Regions from separate parts of the Mus musculus genome. Here region 2 is linked to region 1. A link is a loop called in an ENCODE intact Hi-C map of the cell type or tissue named here. Cell type or tissue: gastrocnemius. All regions are shown on one strand. Each heading gives the region's core, and the rest is flanking DNA. Links, peaks and the distances in the headings are about the cores only. Region 1 holds the start of Mob3a (MOB kinase activator 3A). Region 2 holds the start of Mbd3 (methyl-CpG binding domain protein 3).

What was found. Peaks named below come from ENCODE experiments on the same cell type or tissue, not always from the same donor. Only the 100,000 strongest peaks of a DNase experiment are listed, where the experiment ranks them.
Region 2: a loop joins it to region 1, with 2.2 times the contacts of the local background. A loop is called at or near these places in 2 of 42 quality-filtered maps.

The regions. Positions count from the first base shown.
Region 1 is chr10:80,694,089-80,709,227 of GRCm38, reverse strand. Mob3a (MOB kinase activator 3A) reads left to right here and starts at 7,408. Exons shown (of 4, transcript NM_172457.2): 1 at 7,408-7,431. Izumo4 (IZUMO family member 4) reads right to left here and starts at 6,535. Exons shown (of 10, transcript NM_027829.3): 1 at 6,269-6,535; 2 at 6,099-6,179; 3 at 5,948-6,019; 4 at 5,472-5,498; 5 at 5,300-5,375; 6 at 5,142-5,189; 7 at 5,034-5,048; 8 at 4,793-4,810; 9 at 4,515-4,529; 10 at 3,846-4,164. The coding sequence starts at 6,512. The coding sequence ends at 4,077. Ap3d1 (adaptor-related protein complex 3, delta 1 subunit) reads left to right here. Exons shown (of 31, transcript NM_007460.2): 28 at 1-27; 29 at 360-481; 30 at 691-770; 31 at 1,245-2,272. The coding sequence ends at 1,340. In gastrocnemius, for the core only: no CTCF peak of the experiment used is centred there; DNase peaks (open chromatin) are centred at 6,613, 7,156 and 11,281; H3K4me3 peaks cover 3,542 bases; H3K27ac peaks cover 4,112 bases.
Region 2 is chr10:80,398,886-80,409,441 of GRCm38, reverse strand. Mbd3 (methyl-CpG binding domain protein 3) reads left to right here and starts at 9,911. Exons shown (of 7, transcript NM_001306143.1): 1 at 9,911-10,224. The coding sequence starts at 10,211. Uqcr11 (ubiquinol-cytochrome c reductase, complex III subunit XI) reads left to right here and starts at 2,621. Exons shown (of 3, transcript NM_025650.2): 1 at 2,621-2,746; 2 at 5,156-5,306; 3 at 6,287-6,445. The coding sequence starts at 2,697. The coding sequence ends at 5,276. In gastrocnemius, for the core only: CTCF peaks have their summits at 5,941 (motif pointing right) and 10,350; DNase peaks (open chromatin) are centred at 2,615, 9,846 and 10,526; H3K4me3 peaks cover 3,803 bases; H3K27ac peaks cover 3,401 bases.

The sequences.
Region 1 (15,139 bases), core at 3,415-11,414:
GTACCTGATCACCACACCCTGCTACAGGTGTGTCTCCACCCCACCACACAGCTCGTGGGAGGAAAGGAGGGGTAGAGTTTGCTGATGTGGGCTGTGAGGTAGGAGTAACATGAGAGTGCTCAGCCTTCATCACAGGCGTCGCCTCCACCTGAGGCCACCTCTTCTGGCAGGTGACACTGCAGATGGTTGCCTCTCTGTCCCGGAGGACTACCCTGTGTGCCTGTCACTTTCTGATGCTCACATGTAGGTAGCCCAGGCTGCCTTGGAGTTTGAAGCTGCCCTCATGCCGCGACATTCCTAATGCCAGGTGACTGCTGACACCCAGGCCCTGCCATCACACACTCTCTGTCCTCCCACAGCGATGCCTTTGCAAAGTTGCTAGAGTCAGGAGACCTGAGCATGAACTCCATCAAAGTCGATGGCATTAGTATGTCTTTCCAGAATCTTCTGGCAAAGATCTGCTTCTACCACCATTTTTCCGGTAAGCAATGTTACAGTGATAACACTCTTGGTGGCTTTGTACCAAAAATGACAGAAGCTACTTTCCCACCCCTAATTAGACCCTTGCTGCATCAGGCCTGGGCCTGCAGCCTGAGTGCCTTCACAGCATGGGCCCCAGCCGTGTCCTGGCAGTTCTGGCTGGAGAGGGCCTGCCAGGGAGCATGGACCTGACCCCCCTGTCTGTTGCAGTTGTGGAGCGAGTAGACTCCTGTGCCTCCATGTACAGCCGCTCTATCCAGGGCCACCATGTCTGCCTGCTGGTGAAGAAGGTGAGCTCACAGCAGTGCCTGCTGCTCTGCAGCCACCCAGGATGCTCTCAACAAGAGGCTGAGTTTCCCCTGCACATACCTCCCTGTCCAGGGCTGTCCTCTAAGGTCCCCATCCCAAGAGTACAACCCATCTCCCACAGTTAGACGAGACCTCCTAGCTGAGCTGTACCAACCCTCACAGTTCTACCAGGCCCTCCAGATGCATCTGGTTTGGGAACACAAGGCAAGAGGAAGGGAAGAGTGGGCTCAGAACTGTCTCCGGCGCCCTGAAGGGCTGTATGCTATTTACCTGCCATCTTAGCACTCAGGAGACAGAGGCAGGGTTACTGCATTCCAGGCAAGTTGGGGCTACATAGCTTCAAAAAAATAAAGTGAGGTCTAGGCTCCAGGGAGGGTAGGAGAGGTGACATTTGCGCCCCCCACACACACACACACACACAAACATAGGCAATTTGTGCATGTGCCATCCCCTAGGGCGAGAGCTCCGTGTCAGTAGATGGGAAGTGCAGCGATGCCACGTTGCTCAGCAGCCTGCTGGAGGAAATGAAGACCACGTTGGCTCAGTGCTGAGTTGCAGTCCAGGATGTGCAACAGACCACAGAAAGATGTGATGCGTCTTACCTCTCCTGTTGTGTGTACTGTCTCACACCCAGCATTAATTTAACACCACCGGCCTCCACTGTGTGACCCTGAGGTCCTATGTTGCATCAACTTCTTTTATTATCCTTTATTCCGACCTGCACTCCTTTAGCAAGGAAGGCCATCCTGACCCTAGCCAGAAAGGGGCTGCTCCACTTCCCATTCTCAAAGGCGGCTGTGGACTGCAGGGTTACAGCAAACACACTGATGTGGCCCCACTCCTGACCCCATGCTGCCTCTGGAGGAACCCTTCCAGATGCTGCTGTCCACAAATATTCCAACTGGTAGCCTCTATGGAGAGGTGATAAGGCCAGCTGTTAATGCTTTTCCCCACAGCCTGCAAGGTCAGATGGATGAAGTGTCCTTGTGGGTGGCTCCGCAGCTCAGCTGCAGACAACAGGGATGGCCCTTTGATTTTCTTCTGTTCAACAGAACTGTGGTCTGTCTTGGGGTTCTGTTGTGGGGGTCAGTGGAAGAGTGCAATGTATGCCTCAGTTTGTCACTACACATCATGGGCTTGTCCCTGCAGCTGTGGAGGGCTTAGTGCCTTGCAGTGGAGAGTGTGCATCCTGGGAGCAGTCAGTGCTTCCCCAGCTGTTCCTGGGTAAGGTGAAGAGACATCTAACTGGGTAGCTGGGCACAAGCTGAGCCTTCCTCAGAGGTGACAGTGGTCTACAGACATTCTGGCTTCCTTTGAGGACAACTGTCACTTTAGCATGTAGAGTACTCTTACCGACCCCATGTGACCTTCCAGCTCTATGATGTTCCATGATTGATTTGCTGTTGACATTCCCATGTGAAGAGAGATATATCACGCTGCTGACGATCGGTGTCACAATGACCCATTAAAGAGTCAAAAAACATTTGTGTGTTGTGTCCCCATGGTACCCCAGGGCAGTCCCCAGTGTGCCATTTAGGCTCCTGAAGCTCAGGTGGTACAGACCAGTGAGTTTCTCCAACCTCCACCAGTAGGTGCCTTGTGTGTGGGGATTACAAGTTTGGTGTGAGTGCAGAACCAGAAGACAGTTGTCCTGTATCATTACCTCCAATCTCCACTTGCCATGCTAGAATTCAAAATTGTGGTAACACACACCTTTAATCCCGGCACTTGGGAGCCAGAGGCATGGGGATCTCTGAGTTGGAGGCCAACCTGGTCTACAGAGCAAGTTCCAGGATAGTCAAGGTGACATAGAGACCTAGCTTGAAAGGGAAAAAAAAAATGTCTGTACCTTGTGCCAGGAGAATGCTCTGGGTTCCCTGGAACTACAGCTCCAGGTAGTTGTGAGCCACCCTATATTGGAAAACCTGGGGTCCTCTGCAAGAGTCTTAACCACAGAGCTACCTTTCCACTCCGCAGCATTCTAACTGCTCCTGTGGCTGTGAGGGGGGAGAGCAGGAACTTGAGTTGAAAAAGGCCCTTGCTCCATCTCGGCAGCTCACTGCCACTTCGTTGATGGGGAAAAAGGAAGACTCCTTTTCAAATAAACTCAACTGCAACTGAAGTCCCCAAATGCTGCTGTGCCCAAGGCCTCATCCAGTGCCCCATCTGAGACCATGCAGCACTCTCTCACTGCTTCAAGCATCCTGCCAGCCCTAGCCAGGACCCACAGAGGTAGTCTTCAGCAGCAGCGGTAGCTACAGTGTACCCATTGCTGTGGTTGATGACTGGCCACAGAGTGCAGCTGGAGTTCCCAACACAACACCTAGTGTCCCTATTCATCCTGTTCAGACTGCTCTTCCAGTCCATTGGAGGAAGGAGGGACTCTAGATGCTGCCATGTGTAGTCCTTGTTAAAAACAAAACTAACTTGCTGCCTGTCCCATGAGCAAGAACTGTAGGAATGTGCCTGGAAATGCTTCTGCCTGGGGCCAGGGGACATGGTGACAAGGAAACCAAGGTGACAAGGACACCAAAACAAAAAGGAACCCCTGGGTCTCCTGCATCAACTTCTCCCAGCCAGCCTATCTCTGCTGCTAGGTGCTCTCTGCAGTGTGGTCCAGCTGTGTCTCTGACCTGGATCACACACTAACCTGCTCCACTTTTACAAAGCCCACTGTATCATCCATCCTGAGGCTGAGAGAATTCAAGGTCAGTCTACAGACAGGTGCAGTGCAGGAAGACCCAGCTAGCACGCCTGTAGAGGCAGGACCGTCAGGAGGCCAAGTCATCTGCTCCATGGCATGCTCCAGGCCATACTGGAGTACTTGGCATCCCACCTCAGCAAGAGCTGAAGCATCCCTTCTGCAACCCTGCCCATAGTTACCCAGGGTCCTTGGACCCCGAGGGAGATGTTGCAGGTACCAGCCAGGTTTTTTGGTCCCTCCCTCTGTGGATAGGAGCGTAGGACCCCTCCACACCTGTACATCATGTTCAGGTGAAATGCATGCCACCAGCTACATTAACGACCTAGCCAGATCTGGCAGTTAAAGAATTGTTCCTCATGAGAAATGTCAGGGCATTTTAATCAAAATATCTCAGAGGGCCCTGCCCTGGGGGGTTCCCCACTATCTTACACAAACCCATCTCCCTGCCCTCCCCTGTCCCGGCCCAGCCTGGGATCCATGGGAGTGGGAGGGGTAACTTGAGGCAGGCAGCAGCTAGCTTCTCCAGAGGCAACAGTGCAGTTGAGTCCTGGCCTCTGCCGAGGCTGGGGGCTGGCAGCCACTGTCAGTGCTGGGTCAGACACTCAGAGACTTTTTCCAAGGTCAGGTTGACCAGATGCTGAGGTTCCAGACACTTTATGTTTTGTGACAGGCTTTGGGGGATGAGGAGGAGGTGCTCTAAGCCCATTGTCTGCACATGCCCTCCTGCCTCCCTTCCTAGGCTGCCTCCCATAGCCCATTAATATAGTCCAAGCTAGCCCCTAAGATTCTCCTGCCTCAGGCTCCTGGAAGGCTGGGATTATAGGAATGCATTGCTACACCTAGTCCCTGCCTGTTCTTAAATCCTAAAGTGTGCCAGTGGGATAGGGACCCTCCCTAGCACCCACAATGACAGGCCTCGATAGGGCATGAGAGGTCTGTGGCAAAGAGGCCACTTGACTTTGGAATTCTGTTTTCCACAGGTCACCTGCTTCTTTGTAGCCTTATTCCCCAGCTCACTCACAAGGCTGGGGTGGTTCTGCACATCCAAGTTGAGGCCGCAGGGAAGAAACACAGCATGGTTCAGGCAGTGCGTTGACCACACAGGCAGGTGTGACTACAGATGGCCAGTGTGCCCTCAGGCACACAGCCCTGCCCAGCATCCCCTCCCGCTCTTACCCACCCTGCCCAGCATCCCCTCCCACTCTTACCCACACACCTCCTCACTCCATCCCTCTCCCCACTCCCCATACCCCGCTCCTCACCTCACTCCTCCCTCTCAAGTGGAAGGCCTGGTCTTACCTCATCTTTTCATCCTGTCTGAAATAGAATGGGGCTCCAGTTAGACCCTCCAGGTCTGCCACCACACCAATTCAGGGAAGAATAGGTTTCATGAAGACCCTTCAGCCAGGATGGCTTGCCCCCTTCCTCCAGCTGAACTTGGAGACCTTTGAAGGGTGTGGGCAAGGTCCTCCTGAGCCTTGGCAAGCTTCAACCCCTCATCATAAGGCACACACAACCTTGGATTCCAGCAGGAACTTACTTGTGCCAGGTGTTTCTACAATGACAGTAGGTTTGGAGTCAGGGGACCAAGTGGCCTCCCTTGGTGTCTCCCTCTCCATGTCCTGGTACCCAATAAGCCCCAGCTCACATGTATTTCAGAAGGCCCTGTACAGCTGACTCCCACTGTGCCGATGACCTGGGGTGGGGGGGGGGAACACAAGACTTGGTGGTGGGGTATCCCCAAGGCCCTGGTCCCCTTCCTTGCCTAGGACCCCAGGGGCAGTGGGATTGCTGCATGAGCCATACTTGCAGTAGTAGCCAAAGCAAATGACGTGGGAGTCCGTGCAGTTGCTGCAGGAGATGGTCTCGTACTGGTAGATACCTGCAATATATGAGAAGCAGCCCCAGACTCCCCTGGGCCCTCCCCAGCCTGGGCCACTGCCACTGTGGCCCTTAGCCTGGACCATGGTTCACTTACCACAGTGACGCTGACAGTCAATGCGGCCTGGGGAGGGGAGGACATAACAGGATAGTGCTTTCTGACAAGGCCCAGAGCTCAACACCTCAGCCCCACTTGTTTTTGTAGCCCAGGATACCCTAGCACAGAGAAGGTAGCCTAGGCTGCCTTGTGATTTGTGGCAATCTTCTTGCCTCGTTCCCTCATTTCTGAGTGCTGGGATTACACGCTTGTGCTACATGAGTTTCATGGATGTAGGAAGGGGTCAGTTGCAGTGAAAGATGGGGATAACCTAAGGGAAGGATGGTTCCATTGTTCCTAGGTGCCACCAGGAGACTAGTTTGACAGAAATAAGGGGGTGATGGGCATGCTAGCAAACATTTATGCAAAAGGGCCTCCTGCAGAGTCACTCCTCCCTGAGCCCTGTTTCCAGTGCCCCTAGCCCTGAAGTGCCAGCGGCCATGATCATCTTCCCCTCTGTGGAGCCCACTGCTCACTCTCTATGATGGCGTTCTGGATGAGGCGCACTTGCTCCCGGAAGATGGCCCGCAGCTCATTGGGGAAATACCCTGATGTGAGAGTCACAGCAGAACGGTCAAGTTCAGGTGCGTAGCAGCTCGCACCGGCCCCACCTGTTTCTCTTTTTACCTGGGAAGTACATCTTCCCCTGGTACAGCTGGTCCATCCTCTGGTACACGGCTTCTGCTACTTGATATAGCTTCTTCCGGGCTAAGGGCAGGAGGAAAAAGCAAGCAAATGAGTGGCCCTGCCCGGTTCCCTGCTGCTCTTCTGACCCTGGAATGGGTTCCGCCGCTCACTGATCTCAGCAGGAATGGCCAGATGGAGCTCCTTCATCGTGTTCTGGATCCAATCGGAGAGCAGCATCCCCGACACAGGAATGTCACCCACCCACCACGACTTGAGGTTCACGTGGTGACGATAGAAGGAGAACTTCTCCGCGAAATTGGGGTCGCACTGCAGGCAGCCCCGGGCCAGCGCCGCTGTCATGCCCAGAAACAACAGCAGGGCCATGGCCTGGCCCAGCCTGCCTTGCCCAAACATCGGCGCCGCCAGCGCCGCACCCTCCAGCCGCGCACCAACCAACGGTGCCTCCCGCGCCACGCCCTGCCACGCCGCACCAACCAACAGCTCGCGCTGTGGACCCTGGCCGCGCCATCCCCTGCCCGGGCCTGATCATGCTTCCAACTCTGGTCCCGCCCCGCTTAGACATGTCCCGCCCACCGGGCCTGATGGCGCAAGCCTTTAATCCCAGCACTTGGGAGGCAGAGGCAGGCGAATTTCTGAGTTCGAGGCCAACCTGGTCTACAAAGTGAGTTCCAGGACAGCCAGGACTACACAGAGAAACCCTGTCTCGAAAAAAAAAAAAAAGACAGCGCCTGCCCACGGATGGCTCCGCCCCTACCTGGCCAGGCCCCGATTAGACTCCTGTCCCAGGCCTGGTTCCGCCTACAGGCCTGGTACCGCCCACGGATGGCTCCACCCCTTTCTAGCCTGTCACCACACCCACCCCACCGCCATCCGGACTTCTGTCCCAGGGCTGGCTCTACTGGATCTCCCCAGGAGAGTGTAACTGAATCTCTCCAGTTACAATTGGCAACTGGTAATGCCAGTCTGTCCCCAGGCTCCACCCCATCCACAGCGCCTTACGCATGCGCTTTGGGCTGGCGCCAGTTCCCGAGCCAGCGAGGGAGGGCTCGTCCCGCCCCTCATCCGCTCCACTACAGCCAATTAGCAGCGCCCGTCCTGGTCTCCAGGGGCGCGGAGTGCCGCCTGCCTTTCACACCGTGATCCTCCGAACTCGGGCGCCACACCTCCATCCGGGCTGCTTCCCTTTAAGGGAAGTAAATCCGGCTGGCGGGCGCGGCCTGGGCGGGGCGTGCGGCGTGTCCCTCCGCGGGCGTGTCCCTCTGCGGGCGCGGCCGGAGACTGGGCGAAGCGAGAGACGGTTCCGGACAGCCAGGTGGGTCCTCCGAGGGCCAAGGCGGGCGGCGGGCAGCGGGACTTCATCCCTCAGGGTGACAGTGTCCAGCGACCGGCCCAGAGTGGGCGCTGGGGACCTGGATCTGTCAAAAGGAGGGAGAAAGGAAGCGTCATGGATCAAAAGCGTGTTTAATATTTGAGGTCCTAGATAGCACAGGCTAGCCTCCAGCGGCTGGATAGGATCCTCCTTCCCATCTCCGCTGACTCATTTGTTTGAAATGATCACGTTTCTGTTAAACTTCATTGAAGGTCTGGGCTCTTGCTCTGGAGTGAAGCATTTGCCTTGTGTGTAGAAAGCCCTGGGTTCTATCCCTACTTCTGCCTCTTCAGCACTCCTCGGCCTCCCCTAAATAAGCCATTGAAAGGCTGGATGGAGAGACTCAAAAACAGATCACAGAAAGTTAACTTTGGCCGCAGTTTCTTTTTCTTTTTTCTTTTCTTTTCTTTTCTTTTCTTTAATTCTTTCCTTTTATATTTAGCCCAGGCTATCCTGGAACTCAGCGAGATCACCCTGCCTGTGCCTCCTGAACGCTGAGATTAAAGGTCTGCGCCAATAACTTTGCCTTTTCTCTTCCCTCCTGCCTCCACCCCTTCCCTAGGCTCCATAGAATAAAGTGCCTACAGTCAAGTAGAGGTTGGCATAGTGTTAAGGCAGGGCAATTATTATTCCAGAGCTCCACGTGTATCCTTGTAACTTTGGTTTCTGATTTGCTACCGTTATGCAGAGTTGGGAGCTCAGGAACTAGGGGTGGGAGTGTCAGGGGACAGTTAGGTAGGACTCTCAGGTCAGCCAGCTCTTCCTTCAGCATGGAGGAAGTGGTTACTAGCTCTGTAAGTGATGGGGCTTCAGAGAGGTGCTAGCTGGAGGCAGCAGGATGCAAAAGAGACCACAGACTTAACCATTGACAAAGGCAGAAGCAGATAACCTGAGAACTTCCGAAAACCAGGTTTTAACCGCCCCTGTCCTGGGCTTGTTTTTAGAACTCAGTGAACAGCAGAGGTGACAAGGCTAGAGAGTTCCACCCCTGGGGCTTCTTGATGTCTGTCCTTTCTCCATCTTGATCCATTCCAGTGCCATTTAAGTTCAAGGGCAGCCTGGGACACTTAGTGAAATCTCACCTCAAAAAGAGCAAAAGGGGGCTAGTGCTCTTCCTGAGGTCCTGAATTCAATTCCCAGCAACCACATGGTGGCTCACAACCATCTGTAATGGGATCTGATGCCCTCTTCTGGTGTGTATAAAGACAGCAACAGTGTACTCACATATATAAAATAAATCTTAAAAAAAAAGAGCAACAGGGCTGGGGGTGTAATCAGGGTGGAGCCCCGCCTAGAATTCCCCCAGTGAGGGCTCAGGAGCAGAACATTAACTTAGGGTGTGTATGAGCCTGGGTTCCTCCCCAGTATTGGAGGAGGGGGGTGATAAGCCCTACCCCAAAGTAGAATTAATTTCAATGTTAGGGCGGAGTGAACGTGATAGAAACATATGTTTGAATTGAAATTTATCTGTCTGGGATCAGAGATGTGGACTGAGCAGAGCCCCCCATCCCCGACCTTAGTGTCACCCTGAGACCAGGACGACACTGCAGGGCACTGTGTGAATGGCATGCCTCTTACCTAGGAGAAATGTAGTTTTTATTGTGTGTGTATGTGTGCCACTTGCCTACAGGAGCCTCTTCTGAGGGTGTCACGTGCGGTTGTGAGCTGCCATGTGAGTGCAGGGACCTGAATCCCAGACCTCTGCAAGAACAGCCGAGCACTCTTACGCACAGAGCTATGGCTCCAGCGGTGTACACATCCCAGCTGGCTTGTCACTCCCTCGGTAGCCCAGGACCGTGTCAAGTTCTCCTGATTCAGCCCCCCCAAGAACTAGAACTGCAGGAATGGATATATCCAGTTATAATGGCTTTACAATGGGGCAGAACACATCATAAATTAGCAAAAATATGAATATTGTTGTACATTTCATCTCTCTTTTTTTTTCTTTTATGAGGCTACCAGAAAATTTAAAACTGTATTTGGCGCTCATAGAGATCTAGAGGCTTCCAAGACATTTATCCCATCACTCAAAGGTGTGGTGACTTCCTGCTTTTAGGGATAGGGGTTGAGACAAGGGCTCTCTATGTGGTTCTATGTATATCCTGGAGCTGGAGCTTGCTGTGTGGATCAGGCTGGCCTCAAGCTTATAGAAATCTGTCTGCCTCTACCTCCCCAGTACTGGAATCAAAAGTGTGCACCACTGCCCAGCTATCGATGTTTGCATTACGACTACCACTACTGTTTTTTTTTTTTAAAGATTTTTATTTATTTCTTACATGTAAGTACACTGTAGCTGTCTTCAGACACACCAGAAGAGGGCATCAGACCCCATTACAGGTGGTTGTGAGCCACCATGTGGTTGCTGGGATTTGAACTCAGGACCTCTGGCAGAGCAGTCAGTGCTCTTACCCACTGAGCCATCTCTCCAGCCCCACTACTACTTACTACTACTATATTTGTTTAGCGTGCATGTGCAAGCTACAGCAGGCAACCTTACGGAGGTTGGTGGACTCCTTGACAGGAGCCAGCTCTTCCTTCCATGCTGTGGTCCCTTGGGGGTCCCCTGATGTTCCTTATGTTTTAATTCTTCCTATGTGCCTGTGGGGTGAGTGCTGAGACCGTGTCATGATGTATTTGTTTTTATTTTATGAGTTGCCTGCATGTATGTGTATGGCTGGTGCAGCGACCACCAGATCCCCAGAGGACTGCAGTTCCAGAGGCTTGTGACCCCAAACCCCAGGCCTTGCTGGAGCGCCCTATGCTCATGCGCTGCTCTCGCCACCCCCCAGCACTAGTTTTTTCTTAAGTGTGATGCAAGAGATTTTTCATTTTGGTTAGTGGTATTTGTCCTTTTGGGGGAGGGACCAAAGGGCCACCAAGGAAGCCGTCCCCAACTAGGCTGCTTCTGCTTCACTGTGCAGGCAAGGTGCAGGGCCCATTCTCCCACGTGCGTGCTGCAGCCAGTTCTCATGCAGAACTAGTTAGTGACCCTGTTCTCTCCCACCCACTGCTTCCCTTTCCACTTCAGGTGGCAAGGGGCGGCATCACCCACAGCCGCACTAGCTCATGGCAGTGGGGCCAGGGCCAGCTCTCCAGAGCTCATGACCCTCTGGGTCGCTTTCCTGACTGCCACTGGTGGTGAGGGGGGAGGTGGGGTATCACCTGTGTACCTGGGGTACCTCCCAGCAGATGGGTGGCAGGGTTGGCTCTCCTACACTCACACCCTTGGGGCTGGCTCACCCACACCCCTACCACCAGGGCCAGCTCCACTGGGCTAAGCTCAGGGCCCACTCTACCAAAGCTCTACCGAATACTGTCTCCGATGAGAGATGGGGCCAGGTATAGATGGCCCCTGGACATCCACGTGGTCCCCAGCAGCTCATCCCCACAGACTCTAGAGGGAATATGAGCCGTGGACATTGACACCGACCCCTGCCACTGTATAACTACAGATTCAGATGTGGCCCTTGGGCTAGGACCTCACTCTAGCCCCAGGTGGCAGAGCTGGCCCCTCACAGTGGCTCTTCACGGCTCTCCACCTCCATCTCTAAGTTAATCTCCACAGTGCTCACACTGCTCCGCTTCTGTTCCCCCCATCTCCACAGACTGGCGCGTTGTGATGATCCCCCTGACAGCGGGCCCCTGGGTGACATCCTTATCTGTGCTGGAACAGACGGGGCCTGTGGCTCTAGTGCCATCACAGGAGGGCAGGGCTGTGGGTGGTCTTCCTCCTATCTGCACTGTGCAGACTGGATTTGATTTGGTTCGGTTTTCATGAGTCCTAGGCATAAGACGGCTTTGGCCACCACGCCAGGCATCAAGCCAGGATGCACAAAGGACTGCCCTGGCAGATGTAACACCACCAACAGCAAGGGGTCTCTCTGCCCACTGCCAGGGGGCTTAGTTTTTAATTTAAAGTTTGTATTTTATGTCCCAGCACAGTAGCGCATGCCTTTAATCCCAGCACCCCAGAGGCAGAGGCAGGTGGATCTCTGTGAGCTCCAGGCCAGCCTGGTCTACAGAGTGAGTTCTATGACAGCCAAGACTACACAGAGAGATCCTGTCTCAAAACAAAAGGAAGAAACGTAAAGTTACTTATTGTTGAGTACAGGTCTGTGTGATGCGTGTGCCGCACTTGCTCAGGTGTAGATGGCACGGGATGTCTGGGAGCTGGCTCTCTGTCTGTCGCACCGAGAGTTCCCACACACTGGAGTCAGGTCTGTAGTCTGTTGCCTCAGCAGTGCGAGCCTGGGACTCTAGTGGGGTTAGTTTCTAAGACACAGCCTCTCTGTGCAGTCTTGTACGGAGTTGTTATTTTTTTTTTTTTTTAAAGATTTATTTATTTATTATATGTAAGTACACTGTAGCTGTCTTCAGACACTCCAGAAGAGGGAGTCAGATCTTGTTACGGATGGTTGTTAGCCACCATGTGGTTGCTGGGATTTGAACTCTGGACCTTCGGAAGAGCAGTCGGGTGCTCTAACCCACTGAGCCATCTCACCAGCCCCGGAGTTGTTATTTTTAAAGAGACAGTGTTGTCTTGTCAGGGTCCAGCGTGGCTAAGAGCTCTCAGAGCACACACACACTGCACACACTATACCCAGGCATGATAAGGTTCACTGTAATTGAACCTCTTGCTAAATTATTGTAACTGCCATGGACTCATTCTGTGACCCAGGCTTACCTTAAACTCTCAATCCTCCAGCCTCAGCTTCCTGAGCGCTGCCATGGAGGGAGAGTTTTCAGACTGCAGCAAGGCTGAGTGAGTGTGAGGTGAGCTGGCTCTGGGTCACAGAGCAACACCTCCATGACCGAGTCTGGAGTCTGCAGCTGTCCTTAGGGCTCACTCTGGGGTCAGACACTGCCTGTCTTGTGGGCTCACTGGGGGAAGGGCCTGGTGTCTGCAGTCCTACCCCAGGCCTCGCAGCAGTGGGGCATCTGAGGCGCACAGAATGTGACCACACTTCTCTCCTTCCAGGATGCAGTGCTGAGGGAGTTATTTAAACCTCAAAGACGTTTGCATTTATCTATTTGTTCGTTTATTTTGTGCTGGAGGAAGTTAAAGGAGGGAAGAGTCTAGTTTCTTGCCCTTGTGGATTCCTTCCTGTGGTACTGTTTCTCAGGCAGTGACAGTGCCTTCACCCTTGGAGCCAGCTCCCTCCAGCCCTCCCCCTCCATGTTGAAAGCCGTAAGACCCAGTTATTCATTTCTCAGAAAGCTTGCAAACTCTCACTTCAAAAGCCAGGCATGGTGCGGCAAGTCTGTCAGCTTGAGGAAGGGGCAGGAAGATTGTGAGGCTACGTGAGGCACCTTCTGAAAGCTAAAGCAGAACTGAGTTTCAGATCCTCTGCATGTGACCTCATGCTTTTCAGCAGGTGGGATGGCCCAGCTCACCGTGAACTCCCTGCAGGACCCCCATACTCTGAAAAGTCCCAATGGGTCGTCTCCGCAGCCTGTGCCCCATGGAAACACCTGGGCCAGGCCCGGCTGTGGAAATCCCCTCCACTCTGAAAGTGTGGTTTCACCGAGGGAAGTTCCCAGCAATCCCCAGCAGTTGGGAATGGACCTGGCTTTCTCAGAATGCCCTGCTTCAGATGTCTTAGCCAGAAAAGGCAAAACCAGTTAGAGCAGGAGGACTCTGCAGTTGAGTCCCACAAAGGACACATTTCCCTTTTCTGAGGACCATGCTATTGCAGAGTCTTCCTTCTTTTCCTTTCCCAAGTGGGTCTGGCGAACAAAACACTTGAATACCTGCCAGTCAAGTACCACCCTGACCACGCCTCAGCCCCTCACTGGGGGATTCTAGGCGGGGCTCCACCTGTTTCCTTTGGTTATCTGATGATAGTTTTTTCCTTCTTTCTGTATTTAGATCAGAAAGCTAGAATGTACAACTTTGTAAACAATTCCAAATAAACACTAGGGAAGCTATTAAGTCCTATTCTAGCCTGGGCTACACTTTGAGACTTCGTCTCCAAAACAAAAAGAGAATTGACCCTAGTTTCTTCATCTGCAAAATAGATCTGTGCCTACTGCCCTGTAGAAAATGGTCATTGTCAGAGAGGAGCCCCTCGAAGGACCCAGGATGCAGTCCCACCCCAATAAGGGTTCAGAAACAGTGTCAGCAGCGACCAGAAGCACAACAGAGGAAGTGTGCAGAGACCTCACTTCAACTTTGTTTTGTCTTTGTTGGGGTACTGGGTGTAAGATTCAGGCACTGACCCCAAGCCACTCCCAGTGACCTTTCCATGTGGGGGTGGCCTTGAGGCTGAGCTATGTTCAGGTTTGGGGCTGCCCTGCCACAGAGTGAACACATGGAACTAGCTCAGGCCTTGTCTCCAAGGCAACAGTCAGATGTGGAAACCTCCGGAAGGAAGTGGGTGACTCTGGGCTCCTGAGCCCTGCACCCTGGCCTGGGAGGGGTCAGAGCCTTATTACTTAGAGCTCTGTTTTCTTGGTTTGTTTTCAGGAGGGGAGGAAGAGGAACCTATGGGTACCGGGGTAGGAGAGCAGTCTTAGCTTACCTCATGGTGTCCTTCTAGAAGGTTCTAAGTGTCTGTCATGTCTTATCTGTCAGTAGGACAGCCCAAAGAAGAGGACCGTGCAGTACTGGCATCCAGTTCTGAGCAGTTGTTGGACCTGAGAGGAGGCGCCCAGCGGCGACCAGGGGTCTTGAGGGGAGGAGGGCTACAGGCTGCGGCCAGCCCAGGTGTCTGTGCTGGAGAACCTTTGTTTCTGACAAAGGACAATTGATTTTAACAGGGATTCTACCCATCCCCATAGTTTGTAGAAAATATTTGCACCAGCAGAAGTGGCCATGCCTTTAATCCTGGCACTCAAGAGGCTATCAAGGCCAGCCTGGGCTACAGAGGGGATTCCAGGACAGAGAAACACTGTCTCAAGAAAGAGAAGAAAATACTTGCTTCTCCAAAAACCCTCTCACTTCCTAAGAGGACATTGGGCTGTGAGGAGGGCCACAGAACGCCTCTGCCACTTCCGTGTCTATAGGTCTTGGTGGGAATACAGGGAAAATGGAGGAAAAGACCCATAGCAGCCTGGCATGGGGGTGTCCGCTCAGCCAGTGGGAGGCTGAGGCAGGAGGACAGAGACTCAGGGCCAAATCTGAGGCAGTGTCTCAAATAAAACCTAAGAACCAGACAAGTGAAAGAAACTTCCAGAACCTTGTTGGTCTAGGTCCCTGGAGGCATCACCCAGCTGAGAGGGCTGTTCCTTCCTATAGTCCTTTGAGGCCAGCCCCAGGCCTGCGACATTCAAGAGGACTCCTCACACCTGCTCATGGTGGCCCCAGCTCCTGCTTGACACAGCATGGTGACAGCATTGGAGGGACTCCCCAGAGTTTTCCCCGGGAAAGCCCTGCGGCAGATGGATGGCCCGCGGTAGGAGAAGGCCTGCCGCAGCAGCCACTGCTCCTGTCAACTGAGGCTTGTTCAGAGATGGTGGAGTGTGTGCGCGGTGCCTGCAGGACGACTTGCAAATGCAGAATAGTCATAGTGAAGGTCTGTGGGCCTGACTGCTATGCTGCCCAGCCCTGGACGACCAGGGGCACCAAGGCTCTGCATGTGGGACCAGGGAGGCAAGATGACAAGATGACCAGGGGTAAAGGCCAACCTGGGCTATTTGAGGCTGTGTCTCA
Region 2 (10,556 bases), core at 2,557-10,556, 300 kb after region 1:
TGTGCCAGGCATGTGCTCCTTGGCTAAACCATGCCCTCCTCATGTGAAGTGGGCCGTCCTCATGGTCCTCAATACTTGGGTGTCATGCATTAGGGGACCTCTAAAGAAAAGTTGCTAGAATAAGGTGTGTGTGTGTGTGTGTGTGTAAGGATATTAGAATGGCTTACAGGCCATGACCTGGGTATTCTCAACAGCGACAAAGCGACTGTCTCCAAGAATACTGTAGCTATTCAGTGTGCCAGCAGTCCCAATTCAGTGCTGGAGTCCTGTAGGATTCCTAGGGGATGCTGGTCTTGGGTCTGCACTGGAATCCTGAAGAACAGGGTTCTGACACCAGTGAGGGCAAGCAGGCAAAAAGCAAAAGCATTCTCCTTCCATGCCCTCTTATGTGGGCTACCACCGGAAGGTGTGGCCCAGGTTTAGGGGGTCCCAGCACAAGCGTCCCCTACAGGTGTGCCCAGCAGGTTGGGTGAGTTGATTCCAGCTGTAAAGCTGGGTCAGCAGACACATCACACAAGCCTATGCTCCCACAGCTGCCTCCTACATTCTCATCTGTACACTGGTCCTTGGGTCCCCTCCCAAGTATTGTCCCCTTGTTTCAGATCCCAGTGGCATCCTAGTCTCTTGGTAGGATAATGGTGAGACCACCAGGACACACCACAACACTGTTCATGCCTGTTCCATGCTGACCTCTGTCCCCACAAGTTACACTTCCTGAAACACCTCAAAAGCCTCTAGTGAGGAAGATTTTGTTCGGAACCATGGTAACGCCTTGTTATGGCAAATAATCTGTTTACCACTTTGGCTCGGGAACCTGCCACTTCTGGAAGCCATGGGAGGAACAGCTGGAATGAATACAAGACTGCCTTGCCTTATCTCTGCTTTAGTGGCAAACAGGCAGGAGAGTGTGGGATCACCCAGACTTCAGGCTTTTGGGAAGCAATTGACCTGTCTTGGGCCCAAGTGGCTGTGAGTCCCTATGCCCGGGGGTGCATGGCCACCCTCTGACAGTCTCCATCTCCCTGATCTAGACTTACAGAAGTGTAGCTACATCTCTATGAAGTTGGGTCCTCAGGCAACTTACCACTGAGGCCCTCTGCCTTATGACCTTTTTTAAGGTTGCACTGTGTGTGTTTGGCCTGTAGCTTGCCATGCTGGCAAGGCTGGTATTAACTCAGCTCCAGGTCTGTCAGTCTCCCCAGTCCTAAGCATTAAACACGTGGCCACCATACCCAGCTTTGCTTTTTTTAAAGTTTATGGGATGTTTTGTCTGTATATTTATCTGTGCACCACGTGTGTGCAGGCTCTGATGTCAAAAGAGGGCATCAGATCTCCCAGAAATGGAGCTACAAGGGGCTGGGTGCTGCCATGTGGGTGCTGGAAACCAAACCCAACATGAATGAACAGGCAGTGCTCCTAGCCGTACCTGAGACAGGCTTTTGGCTGAACCTGGAGGTGACCAGAGTAGTTCAGCCTTTGGATCCCGTGTCTGTCATCCTATGTTGACAGGGGTTACAAGTGTGGGCCACCACACATGGTTTATGTGGTCCTCATGCTATATGACACACACTTTACCCACTGAACTGTCTCTTCAGCCTGATATCCTTTTGTGTCAACCAGAGGACATGGTCTCCTGAGGGCAAAGAATTTTCCTTGCTCCACAATCCTAAGGGCATGGAACCCCCAACCTAGTAATAAGGCCCGCCCCTGATGTAGCAACTCTGTGGTCTGGTTCTTGGCTAAGGTCAGTGGCATAACTGAACCTACATACATTGGGCCTGTGGGGTCCAGGGCTCCGCAGACACCCATATGCCAGTCGCTGACCATTCAAAAGTGAGGCTGAAGTAACAAGGGACAGACCTTCTATCTAGGCTCCTTCCGGAGGGATGTGTATCTGAGGATGTGCCCGCCTTCTTTCTGCCAGTCAGGGGTGCAGTTAGTGGGTTAGCTGAGTAGTTAAAATGTGCCTGTTCTGGGAGATCAGGCAAAGCAGGGACTTAAGCAGAGAGGGTAACCAATGAGAGTCAGCCTGTGCACCAAAGGTGTCCCATTGCAAAAATCCAAGCAAATGGAGGTTAAGAGGGCACTTGCCATTTGACTGGAGTCCCTCAGCGACTCACCGACAACTTCAAATGTATTCAAAGGTGTGGCCCAACTCGAGCCTTTCCCCTTCAGGGTCTGTGCTCAAGTTCCTCTGGTTTAAATTGATCAAAGATAGGGCTGTGGCTCAGTGGGACGAACGCTCCTCTAGCGTGTCCAAGGCTCTGGGGTCCAGTCCCAGCACTCCCTGTCTACCCCAGGCTTACACTTTAGGAGGTGGAGGCAGGAGTCTGAGGAATTCACGGCCAGCCCTGAATATAGGAGACCCCCATATCAAAAACACCTAAGTATGTGTATTATTAAAGTTATTATCAGATTAGTACTACGTGGTCAAAGTCACACACACTCTCCCCACCCCATCCCCGGTGTTCCAGTGTGCATGGAGCTACTGCTGGGATCCACTGCAACCACAGAACCAGGACAGAAGCGGATCAGTAACGTCTTTCTCTCCTCCCCGGAAGTAGATGTCAATGTCTTCGGCGCCACCCCCGGAAAAGGTGGAGCGATCGCCTTCACGCATGCGCTATACGTCTGCACATGCGTAGTGCTCCAGGGCAGCGGAACGGGGTGACCCTGAGTATTGAGACCCTGCAGCGATGCTGAGCAGGTTTCTAGGCCCGCGCTACCGGGAACTGGCCAGAAACTGGTGAGGAGGTCACCCGCCATTCCACCGTGTGCTCTGGGGACTGGGGAAACCTGAGGCTGTAACAGGCAGAGTATTGCGGGACACAGTGCAGGTGGAAGCTCCGAGGTTAAGCTGCAATCGCCTTCGTTCGGTGTCTGAGGTGCTCCAAGCCTGGGTTTCCCCAGCTTGACCTGGGTAGCCTTGTGTGCGGCTCTGGGTGGGTACCCTGGACTCCTACGGCTCGGAACTCCGACGTGCAGCCTGGCGACTTGCAGCCTTTGGCTTTGATTTTGCAGTCTTTCGTGTACTTCGTTTTTTCGTTTAAACAGTGTTTTTGTAACCCCAAGTTGGTCTGGAACTCCCACCAATCATCCTGCCTCACACTTCTTGAACGCTAGAATAGCGGGCACCCACCCTCACCTGAATGTTTTCTTTGCATGCGTGTCTGTGTACCGTATACGTGCCCAGTATCCAGGTAGGCGAGAAGAGGCCATCGGCTCCCCTGGTACTAGAGCTAGAAATGGTTATGAAGCATGTGGGTGCTGGAAATTGAACCTGGGATCTCTGGGAAAAGGGCCATCTTCTCCAGTTTAATTTTTATTAATAGTTTATTTCCAATTATATGTATATGTGTGGGTTTGTGTGCGTGTAGTACATAGAACCGGTACTACACGCACAGGTGCCGGAAGTCTCCAGAAGATGGTGCTCAGGGTCCATCCACAGCGCCACACAGGGGTTGTCACAGCACTGGGGGTAGAGGGGTGGGGTGGTGGCAGGCAAGAGCCAGGAGTTTATGGCCATCCTCTGATACATAGTGAATTCCAGGTCGGGGTAGGGTACATTGAACCCTGTCTCCATGAATGATGAATGAATGAGTATAGCTATACCATGACTGACCCTTCTGGGTAGGCTGTATGGTATTAGTGGCCGCAGCGGAGGGTGGCATGGATCAGACAGAAGACACCTGCTGGGAGGCCAGGGAGAGGGCTCACCTGTGGGAGATTCCGTTTGTGTGTGAGGCTTGGAGGTGACACTCTGGGTGTCTTAGCAGGGGACAGAGGAGGTAAGGTTCTGGCACTGTTGCTCAGTGGCTGGTATCTTGGTGCTCTGTGTAGTTCAGATTCATGGGCTGTCTACAAACTGTCCACATGGTCCCACTGGGCATAACCAAACAGAGCAGTATCCACATGGTCCCACTGGGCATAACCAAACAGAGCAGCGGATGAACTTTGCCCCCAGTAGCCTGGTCCTGCTGCCCAGGGAAGGGTCTTCTGATGAATCAGCCCCAACTCCCACTCACCTGAGACAAGAATCTCACTGACATCCAGTCCTCGGAAGCCAAGTGCCAGCTGTCACGGTCACATATGCGATGTAACAGGAGTTTACAAGTTTACCACAGTATGTTGCCCATCGTGATAGTGCATGCCTGTAATCCAAAGGCTTGGGAGGCTGAGGCAGGAGGATCACAGGTTCTAGGTGTGCTTAAGTTGCATATTGAGTCTTGTCTCAAAAAACTCTAGGCAAAAAGTAATAATGGCTGTGCTGAGAGTCAAGGACTCAGGCACAGCTCGGCCAAGCTCAGCCAGGCTCAGTTCCCAACCCGTGCCTCGAGCACTCTCCTAGTTTTACTTTCATGTAGGTCTCATGGAACCGGGGCAGGCTTCTAACTCTCTCTGTGACCAGAGATAGCCTTGAACTCATGAACGCACCTGGTTCATGTGCTTGGGATGGAAGCCAGGGCTTCCTGTGTGTCAGGCAAGCTCTCTATCCACTGAGCAACAGCCACAGCCTCCCCTCCACCCTGGTTTTTATGTCATGTATGTGTGTGTGTTGTATTTTATATGTCATGTCTGTGTGTTTGTTGGCACCAGTGCCAGCCACAGTATGTGCATGGAAGTCAGACAGCAGCTTGAAAGTGTGGGTTCCCTACGACCTGGGTTCCAGTGACCATGACAGGCTTGGTAGCAGGGGGCCTTTTCCCTCTGAGCTGGCCTCAAACTCCGAGAGAGTGCTGGGGTTAGGGTTATAGTGTGAGCACTGTGCCTGGTGACCACGTTTTTATTTTTCAAGTAGGATCTCAGTCTGTAGCTTGGGCTGGTTTTGTCTGTAGTTGTTGTTTTGAGACAAGTTTCTCTGTGTAGTCCTAGCTGTCTTGAACTCAGACATCCTCCTCCTGCCTCTGCCTCTCAAGTGCTGGGGTTAAAGGTGAGTGCTAGCCTGCCTGGCCTGTGAATCTGGTTTTGAACTCAAAGCAGCCCTCCTGTCTCAGCCTCCCAAGTCTGGTGGTGGGGGTTATGCAGGACCTCCTGCCCTGCAAAGTCGAGGGAATATTGTGGGCCCTTGACTGACATCAGCATGGGATATGATGGGAGAAGGTTCTCAAAGGCTAAGTTACCAGCAGAGTCTAACAGCCTCACTCTTTCCTACCAGGATTCCCACAGCCGGCATGTGGGGCACTGTGGGTGCCGTGGGACTGGTGTGGGCCACGGACTGGCGGCTGATCCTGGACTGGGTGCCTTACATCAACGGCAAGTTTAAGAAGGACGATTAGGCAGCCCCTCCCCCACCACAGGCCTCGATGGTGAGTCTGAGTGTTGGCCTGACTTCTATGGATTGGGAGTTCTGGGGTGGCCTGGACCTTAAGCAGGAATTCCTTTTGTCCCTTGCCATCATCTCTTTTGTTCCTTGTATCTCTTGGAATACATTGCATGCTGAGGGCATGCAACACTGTGTCCCCATCAAACCACACCAAACTGGCTATTTTGCTAATGTTGGTAGCTTGTTGCCCAGAGTACAGTCCTATTTAGACCACCTGACTTGTGTATATGTGTGTATGTGCAAGTATGTATGTGCACATGCACACATAGGGAGGCCAGAGACTGAGATGGGAGCTTTCCTCTGTCTCTACTATCTATCACCTTTAATCAGAGTCTCTCACTGAACCAGAAATGTGCCACTTTGGCTTGGTCCTGGCTAGCCAGCACCTTCCCAGGGTCAGCCTGTCTCTTGCGGCCTTGTCCCTAAAGTGCTGGGACTATAAGTATATATAGCCATGCTTAGCTTTGATGTACTACTGGAGATTTGAACTCAGTTCCTGGTCCTTTCACAGCAGGCTCTTACTGGCCATCTCTCTAGCTTGTCCACTTTGTGTTTTAAGGTTCATGTTTGTGTGTGTGTTTGGGGGCTGTACCTGCAGTGCTCACAGAGGCCACAAGGGGGCATCTGACCTGAAGTCTGGTGGTTATGAGCTGCTGTGTGTGGTTGCTGGGAACTGGACCCAGGTCACCTCTCCAGATCCATCCATACAGGTCTCTTGTTGAACTGGAGCTCCTGGATTAGGTAGACTGGCCAGTGAGCCTCCTGACTTTTTGCATGTCTGCTGGGGGGTGGATGGAACTCATTTCCTACCTACTTATTGCTCCTCCAACCCTCTCACTCCATCTTATAGACAAGGGCCTTGTAGTGTGACACTGCTGGCATCACTCCCAGAGCTCAGAGGCCCTGGGCTGCCCGAGCTGGTTCAGTGTGCTTAGCTTACTCACCCTTTGTCCCCTCCCCCAGGTACCATGTGCCGAGGCCTCAGACACAGCGTAGTCCTGTGGAAGACACTGAGGAAGCTGGACACTGGAGAGGTCTGCACCGCTCAGGGAGCTTCCATGTTGACAGACACTAGGGCTGCCTTGATGGGTGCAGCATTAAACCTTATTCTTATGCCTTGGACGCCTGGCTCCTTCCTCATCATCTTCCTCAAGGCTTTCCGTGCTCAAGGGAAATTCGTCTCAGCCCCCAGCACTTGCACGTCTGGGAGAGTCTTTAACAAGCAGAAACCCTTACACTACATTCAAGTGTTTTCTGGGTGGAAACTGCACATTGTTTTCTCTCAGCTGGTCTGATAAATCACTCCCAGCTTTAATGCTTTTAAAGTAGTATTCACGGCCCCTATTGGCCACCATACCCAGCTAGAGCAGGGCTCCTTCCTTCCTGGTTTTGTTTGTTTCTAAGACAAGTTCTTATATAGCCCAGGCTGGCCTCACACTCACTATATAGCTAAGTCTGACCTTAGACTTCTCAACCTCCTGCCCCTGTCTCTCAAGTGCTCATGCAGCTGTCCACTGCCATGCCTGGTGTTCATGGAGCCGAGGATGGCCCCTGGGCCTTCTTGCATGCTAAGTAAGAGCTGTGCCAGATCAGCCACAGCCTTTTGGTAAAACTGCTGTCACCAACCCAGCACATACATCTCGGTGCTTCATAACCCAGTATGGTCAGATTTCCAGACAGTGTGCACTAAGTGATTTCTTGTCTTAAGAAATCCTGCGAAGCCGGGCGGTGGTGGCTCACGCCTTTAATCCCAGTACTTGGGAGGCAGAGGCAGGTGGATTTCTGAGTTTAAGGCCAGCCTGGTCTACAGAGTTAAGTTCCAGGATAGCCAGGGCTACACAGAGAAACCCTGTCTTGAAAAAACCAAAAAAAAAAAAAAAAAAAAAATCCTGCATACGTCTCTTCCCAGCACTCTGGGTGTCAAGTCAAAACAACCAAGAGTTCCATCCAGGTCACCAGCCTAGGCTACTGAAGACCTGGTGTCAAGACAAATTAACACCACAGAAGAGGCTAGAGATATCTCATATTTCAGGGGTTGTGAACTCTTGTTCTTTCAATGACCCAGGTTCGATTCCTGACACCTAGTGTCTCCAGTCAGTCCCATATCCTCTTGAGGCCTTCATGGGCATCAGGCACACATGATGAACAGACAAGACGTGTAAGCTAAATACTCATAAGCATAACTCTTTCCCTAGGCCTGGGGTGCAAGCCTGACATTCCAGCTCCTCAAGATGCTGAATGGGAGAAGGTGAAGTGAGGGCTGCTGGAGCCACTTAGTGAGTGGAGCCTGTGACTTGAGGGTGGACAACCCTGTCTTCATGCTTGGAAGGCTGAGGCAGGGTCAGGAGTGGGGTAGCCTGGGGCACACACAGCTGAGTACAACTCTTGTGATCTATCTGATTAGGGTTTCCACTGCTGTGAAGAGACACCATGACCAAGGCAACTCTTATAAGGACAACATTTAATTGGAGCTGGCTTACAGGTTCAGAGGTTCAGTCCATTATCATCAAGGTCGAATGACAGCATCCAGGCAGTTGTGGTGCCCGAGAAGGAGCTAAGAGTTCTACATCTTGATCAGAAGTCAGCTTGGAGAAGACTGATTTCCAGGCAGCTAGGTGGAGGGTCTCTCAAAGCCCACCCCTCCAGTGACACTCTCCAACAAGGCCACACTTCCTAATAGTGCCACTCCTTGGGCCAACCATATTCAAACCACCACACCATCATACCTGAGCGCAAGCTCTGACCTATTCACACAGTAAGATAAACTCAGGAAAGTTGTCAAGATCAGAAACGGCTAGGGATGGAGCTCCTTTAGGGTGTACAAGGCTCTTGGTCCATCTCCAGCACTTCATAACTGTCACCCCAGCTACATAGCAAGGTTCAGGACATCCTGGGCCACTTAAAACCCCTTATTGGTTTAAGAATAAAAAAGATGGAAGGAGAAAGACAGTTGAGTAACCAGCTTGGCAAACACGCGTGAGAGCCTGAACTTCCTTGCCCGGAGGCTGCATGTCTGAGACCTCCCTTCCTGCCAGCCCAGATAAAGCAGTAAGCTACAAGCTGAGAGACCCAGTCTGGGGAAGTTAGATGGTTCTGGATGGTAAGAGGCACAGATTTTTAAAATTCAAAAATAGAGAATTGAGAACCCCAGTGTCAATTTTCTGCTGCCATTCTCACATGCAAAAATCTGTCAGACACCAAGCCTGGCTTAATCCCAGCACCTGGGAAGCAGGGGGCAGAAGGATCTCGGAGTTCAAGGCCAGGGAAAGCTACAAAGTCAGACTCTGACTCAAAAATACAAAACACTAATCCCAGCCTCCATGTCCCCCTGACCTTCTTCACTGTGATCTGATCTCTCCTCCTGATCTGGGGACCCAAATCCTAGCTCATAAAATACAGTTCCTGAGCTCCAAAAATTGCAGGCAAGACAAAGATCTTTAAATGTGTTGTGATTTCACCTCATGATCCCTTGGCAGCTCTCCTTGTCAGGGAGGGTCCCCTTTCAAAGAGAGGTCTTCCAGGTACTGTATAATGGAAGCCTGGGTGAGAAGGTAGTTGGCCTTCAGGCATGTTCCCTGGGTAAGTCTGGCTGGGCCTGAGTGGCAAAGCAGCCGACAGTACCAAGCAGGAGTAAGTGACCCCCCAGCTCCCTGTCCTCAGGGCTGCGGTAGACAAGGGGCGATAGTGCGAGTGACTCCATTCACTAACTTAGAAACCAGTTTTTGGTTTTGTTCTTCCTTCTGATGCTGGATCTAGTAAACTCCAAGCTGGTCTTGAAGTGCTTGATCCTCCTTCCTCCACTATCCCAGTGCTGAGATGGCAAGCACGTGCCACTATTCCTGGCCTGATTTTAGGGTATTGCTGTGTGGCCCAGGCTGGCCAGGAATGTTCTAAATAGGTTCGTGAGCCATCAAACTCAGGCTGGGGTGCAGCCTAACGGCAGAAAGTCTACCACGTGTAAGGTTCTGCTTTCTATTTTCAGTACTGCTGCAAAGAACAAACTTCTTAAATAGTTCTTGGTGAAGCCGGGAGTGGTGGTGCATTTCTGTCCTCGCAGTAACGCAATAGAGGCTGGGGCTGGAACAGCCGAGAGGCCAGAACGAAACGCAGAGGGAAGCAGGACTGCGTCGAAGGCCCCGAGTTGTACTCGATCTTTTTCACAAAGCCCAGGCGGGTCCCTGACAAACGCACACTGCGCAGGTGCAGCCCAGCGCGACCCCAGGACCAGGACGGCAGCTCGGGCGAAACTGCTCCAGCTTGGTACAGACCAGGTGCAGCACACACTGTGCTTCCGGAGTCTAGAGCGCAAACGCAATGGTTGTCCCACCCCGGCCACGCTGATTGGCTGTCCTTGTCTCAGAGCAGATTTATATGAGAAGTTAAGCACAGAACGAGGTTCTGAGCGCTGATTGGTCTCCATGCCCTGTGGGCGTCTCCCGCAAGGCGGGACGTAGCCAACTGTGCATTTTAAGCCGAGGAGCTGAAGTGATCTGATTGGCTTCACAGCCTTGGGGCGGGTCTTGAAGGCAAGCGAAGGCTGGGTCGGGGCCGCGGCTGCGCAGAGAGTCTGGACGGCAGTCAGACTGGTCCTGCGAGCGCGAAGGGGCGGGGCCGACTCCACGCCTGCGCAGACGAGCCCCACGCGCGGGCGGGTGGGCGGAGCGGCCCCCCTAGCGGGGGCTGTGAAGCGCGGGGAGGGGGCCGAGCGGGTGGCGAAGCCGGCGCGCGCCCGGCTGGGGGCGGAGGGCGGAGGCCCGTGGGACAGAACAGCTGCGGCGAGTGGCGGCGGCGGAGGGAGCCGAATCGGCGACGAGCCCGGGGGTCGCAACTTGCAGAAGCGGCGGCGGCGGCGGCATCGGCCACGGCGGGCGGAAAAGCCGGGGCGCAATGGAGCGGAAGAGGTGGGAGTGCCCGGCGCTCCCGCAGGGCTGGGAAAGGGAAGAAGTGCCCAGGAGGTCGGGGCTGTCGGCCGGCCACAGGGATGTCTTTTACTATAGGTGAATGAGCGCGCCGGCCGCGCAGGGCCCCAACGGGCGCCTCCCAGCGGCCTCTGCGGCGGCCTGGGCGCCCCGACTGCGGGCCGCGGTCTGGGCCGGGCGACGTGCGTCCGAGCGTGCGTCCGAGCGTGCGTCCTACGTGCCAGCTGTGGTCAGTGCGCACGCGCCGGCCATGGCTCGCCTCAGCGCGCATGCGTTGAACCCAGTGCCTTGCCTTTTGCTGATCCGCGCCACCC